Linked DNA regions of Homo sapiens: region 2 is linked to region 1. A link is a loop called in an ENCODE intact Hi-C map of the cell type or tissue named here. Cell type or tissue: Calu3. All regions are shown on one strand.

Region 1 (2,500 bases):
AAAAGAAAAGGACAAATGTCCATTCACATTTGGTATTACGTGAATTCAGCCAAAGCCAGTGGACTTCTGAAAGCCTCAGTTTGTATTCTTTGCTCGCCTTCAGGTATGTGATCCAGTAACAATGAAGACAGTGAGTAATGAGTGGCCACAGAGAATTCCTTTTTAATAGATGGCTATGATGCAAATGTTGAAAGTAGATTCATTCTTTAATTCATTGGATAAATATTCATAAGCACCTAGTATCATGTATATGCCTCAAATTTTGGCTCCTCTCACATTTATTTCCAAATTTTAAGGCATGATAAGATATACTTGAGGACCTTTTCCTCAAAAACTTATCCTCATAAGTGTTATCCGTGGCTTGGGTCAATTTACATCACACATAGGTCTGAATGCATTTTTTTCTCCAAGGGGAGAATGATTAATCTTATGTTTTGTGGTCAAACCCCTCTGTAAAAAGCAGTTCACTTCTGTCCTCCCGCATAAATGAAGGATTTCAAAGACTTTTGTTGAACTCAATCTCTCTTTTATACAAATTGCTCTGAGTTTGTCAAATGAAAAGAAACTTCCAATTTTAGAAAAGAAACATACATATTTAGACATTAGGGAACTTATATAGAATAAGTAGGCTTGTTGTTTATAAAGAATAATTCACATTGTATATTATCCTGTGTTTTCTGTCAGGTACCTCCAAGTCTGTCACTGCATATGTTTTTAAATGATCATTGACTGAATGATGGCTTACTAGGCTTAAGCTTCACACAGATAGGGATCATGACTCTTTTGGTTTTTCTGAGATGGGGTCTCATTCTGTCACCCATGTAATCACAGCCAACTGCAGCCACAAACACCCAGACCCAAGTGATCTTCCCATCTCAGCCTCTCAAGTAGCTGGGATGACAGGGGCACACCACAAAGCCAAGCTATTTTTTAAAAAAATTTTTGTAGAGACAGGGTCTCACTATGTTGCCCAGGCTTGTCTCGAACTTCTGGGCTCAAACAATCCTCCTGTCTCACCCTCCCAGAGTGTTACGATTACAGGCATGAGCCACCATACCTGGCTAGGACCATGCTCTTAAGACAACTGTGTCCTTGATGCTTTCATGAGTTCCTGGTATATTTGATGTTTAAAAAAATTTTGGTTGAATGAGTAAATGAATGAAAGACCCTAAGAGAGATAATATTATGGAAGAGTGTCAATGATTTAGAAGGACTCATTCATAGTCTGGAATCAAGCCTATAGAAAATTTCAAAAATGAAGGTGAAAACTATAAATTCCTCTGAGGGAGCCATTCCTAGTGTCTTTCTAGCCAAGATGTGCCCCACCCTTGATTCTTGAACCTGAATATGTGGGTTCCTATGTGCAAATAAGCTGTTCTGAACTTGAGCCAGCATGAGGCACACTGCAAAGGCCATGCTATGACAGTGAGTCAGCCCTGAGTACACGACAGACTCACTGATTACAAGGTGGCCTGTCAGGCTTATCACAAAGAAAACAGTAGCATAGTGACTGTGTCTGTGTGAGTTCTGGCTACTTCTGCGTGGTTGCCTCTGATCACAGCACTGCCCTAGTTTTCTCACGCCTGTAATCTCAGCACTTTGGGAGGCTGAGGCAGGCAGATGACCTGAGGAGATTGAGACCAGCCTGTCCAAAATGGTGAAACCCCATCTCTACTAAAAATACAAAATTTAGCTGGGCATAGTGGCGGGCGCCTGTAATCCCAGCTACTCAGGAGGCTGAGTCATGAGAATCACTTGAACCCAAGAGGCAGAGGCTGCAGTGAGCCAAGATCACACCACTGTACTCCAGCCTGGGCAAAAAAGGAGACTCCATCTTAAAAAAAAAAAAAAAAGAAAAAAGAAAAAAACAAACTCAACTACTGGTTGAGACTAGTGTACCTTACTCAAAGTAATGCAGCCTGTTCATGAAATTCCCATTACAGATGGAAGGGTTAAGATCAAGTGGATCACCAGCCACAGCCACAAAGCTAAGGGGCAGAGGGGAGTTGGTGGGGGGGAAAAATAGAACTCTTGGAGATGATACTCAAGTAAAATTCATGGGTCACCTCCCTAGTGACGTTAAGTATTGGTAGTGTCATGCTCAAGCCTATACTCAATAAAGTGGTAACATTTTGGCAATGTATTTGGTGAGTGACTTTCAATCCTGTTTCTATTAAGATTTTAAAACATAGTAAGATAGAAGGAAACTTGAGGCAGAGTAATTTCTAGAAATATGGGTAAACTCATGTTTCTATTCTCTTTGTGTTAGATACCACTCCAGCTCAGCCAGTAAAATCCCCTCTATACATTTTGAATTACAATTTAAGATATGAGCAAAAAAGTAAAAAATTAAAAACAAAAACAACCTACCCACAACGTGTTCCATTTGTCATGTTCTGGTTGAGGGAACTGTTAGTCCATACAATGGTGTTATTCACACATGCTTTTCCTGGAATCTGGAGTTCTTGTAACTCAACGTCGTAGTCAATAAAAACATCTG
Region 2 (2,500 bases), 160 kb before region 1:
GTAAGAGGTATCAAGAGTAGTTAAATTTGTAGAGACAGAAAGTAGAATGGTGGTTGCCAGGGGATGCAGAGCGTAGGAAATGAGAAGTCGTTGTTTCATGGGTACGGTTTACTTTTGCAAGATGAAAAAAGTTTTAGAGATGAATTATGGTGGTGTTTGCATAATAATGTGAATGCACTTAATGACACTGAAATGGATGCCTAAGGTGGATAAAATGGCATGTCATATTATGTAAATTTTACCATAATTAAAAGTATAAAGAAATTTAAAATAATTTTAATCACCATATACCATAGATGAATTAACAACACAGGGATATAGAGGAATACCATACTGAATCAGGCCAATGGGCTCCTGTAGGAATTTCAAGAGGTGAGCAAGGAGAACCCAGTGATCTTTGTGACTCTCCATTCTCACCTCTCTTGCACTGCCAAGGGCCTTGAGACATACCCATCTTTCTTCTTCCCTATGGTCGTGTTACCCACCAACTTCTCCAAAGCCTTGTTCATGAAAGATGATTGCTGGTGCTCTTTGTGGGATGCAGGAGTTGGGATGGTGGGTATGAGAGCAACTGAGCTGGACTTCCCTGGATAAAAGGATGAATGCCCAGGCCTTGTATTTTTTCTTTCTTTCTTTCTCTTTCTTCTTTTCTTTTTTTTGAGATGGAATCTCACTCTTTTGCACAGGCTGGAGTGCAGTGGCATGATCTCAGCTCACTGCAACCACCACCTCCCAGGTCCAAGCGATTCTCCTGCCTCAGCCTCCTGAGTAGCTGGGACGACAGGCGCCCGCCACCAGGCCTGGCTAATTTTTGTATTTTTAGTAGAGACGGGGTTTTGCCACGTTGGGCAGGCTGGCCTTGAACTCCTGACCTCAGGTAGTTCACCCGTCTCGGCCTCCCAAAATGCTGGGATTATAGGCATGAGCCACCGCACCTAGCCAGGCCTTGTTTTTACAAAAAAAAAAAAAAAAAAAGATGGGAAGAATTTTGTCTTGGACACCTGCCATCTCCATCAAAGCCCAAAGTCCCCTGGGCACATACCCAGCAGCCTTACACTGCCCCCACATGGCCTTGGAGTCTCCCTGAATACTCTGCCTGAGCCAGCCTTCTCTAAGAATGCTTAGTTGCTAAAGCTTTCTGCCCCCTGTAAAACCACCAGTCAGCAACTCAGTTGGCATGGGTCCAATAAGTAACATTTTCTCATTTTTTTTTTTTTTTTGAGACAGTTTCACTTTTGTCACCCAGGCTGGAGTGCAGTAGCATGATCTCGGCTCACTGCAAACTTCACCTCCTGGGTTCAGGCAATTCTGCCTCAACCTCCTGAGTAGCTGGGATTACAGGCGTGTGCCACCATGCCTGGCTAATTTTTGTATTTTTAGTAGAGATAAGGTTTCACCATGTTGGCTGGGCTGGTCTCAAACTCCTGACCTCAGGTGATCCTCCCACCCTGGCCTCCCAACGTGCTGGGATTATAGGCATGAGCCACTGTGCCCGGCCTCTAAAATGTTAATAGCTAACAAAGCAAATGTGATTCCCCTCACTTTCTTATTTACCCTTCCTACCTAAAAGTCATAAGTCTAATAATGAAACTTCTGTCATCTCACACAAAATAAAGAGGCTATGTGTCTACCTGCAAACAGCGGACTCTGACTCCCAGGCCTAATTTTAGGCAGAATTATAAATTGGTCAGACTTTGGGATTCTTCTCTTGTCAAATAACCTCCTTAAACAGAGAATTTGTGGCCTGTCATTCTCTTCCCTGCAGACTAGCAGAACGCCTTGAATGTACTATAAACAATTCTAAAACTATTGGGTGTCTCAATGCATTTCCAAGACATGGATATGGGCTTTCCTGGGCTTCACCCTCTGGAATTCTTCCCAATTTTTTTTTTTTTTTTTTTGTAAAAACAAGGCCTGGCTAGGCGCGGTGGCTCATGCCTGTAATCCTAGCACTTTGGGAGGCCAAGACAGGTGGACCATCTGAGGTCAGGAGTTCAAGGCCAGCCTGCCCAACATGGTGAAACCCCATCTCTACTGAAATTCTCTGGAATTCTCTGGAATCCATGATTGTGTCTCAAATGCTTCCTTTTCTTCTTTTCTCCCCCTTCCTCATAAACTTAGGTAACCCACAGCATCTGCCTATATGCCTTTTGGGTCAAAAGAGCCTGGGGAAAGTGTGTGAGTGATTTAAGATACCAAGACACATTCCTTCCTGGAAATCTCCCTCCACTATGGTTTGGATATGACATAGTCAAGAGGCTAATCATGAGACTTTGTTCAGTCTGTCTTCAGGTGTGTCAGTGTTTGATGAGTGACTTCCATTTTGCATAACAACTGGCTGATCTTACCCCAATTTTCATTCTTTTCAGAGCATTCTGGAGCTGGAGAAGGAAAGAATTCAACTTTTATGCAATAACTTAAACCAGTACAGCCAACATATTTCTCTTTTTGGCCAAACCCTGACCACAGTGAGTAGAGATGATCTCTCCATTTCTGGTAT

Evidence for each region. Hi-C counts contacts between places; a loop is a spot of excess contacts. Peaks named below come from ENCODE experiments on the same cell type or tissue, not always from the same donor. Only the 100,000 strongest peaks of a DNase experiment are listed, where the experiment ranks them.
Region 2: a loop joins it to region 1, with 8 times the contacts of the local background. A loop is called at or near these places in 1 of 110 quality-filtered maps.

What each region holds. Positions count from the first base shown.
Region 1 is chr2:169,010,902-169,013,401 of GRCh38, forward strand. It overlaps ABCB11 (ATP binding cassette subfamily B member 11), which reads right to left. Exons shown (of 28, transcript NM_003742.4): 5 at 2,371-2,500. Among named protein-coding and RNA genes, the nearest start is that of ABCB11, 19 kb to the right of the region's middle. In Calu3, no CTCF peak of the experiment used is centred here; DNase peaks (open chromatin) are centred at 1,440 and 1,992.
Region 2 is chr2:168,848,715-168,851,214 of GRCh38, forward strand. NOSTRIN (nitric oxide synthase trafficking) reads left to right here. Exons shown (of 16, transcript NM_001039724.4): 9 at 2,370-2,468. Among named protein-coding and RNA genes, the nearest start is that of SPC25, 40 kb to the right of the region's middle. In Calu3, a CTCF peak has its summit at 1,069; a DNase peak (open chromatin) is centred at 1,057.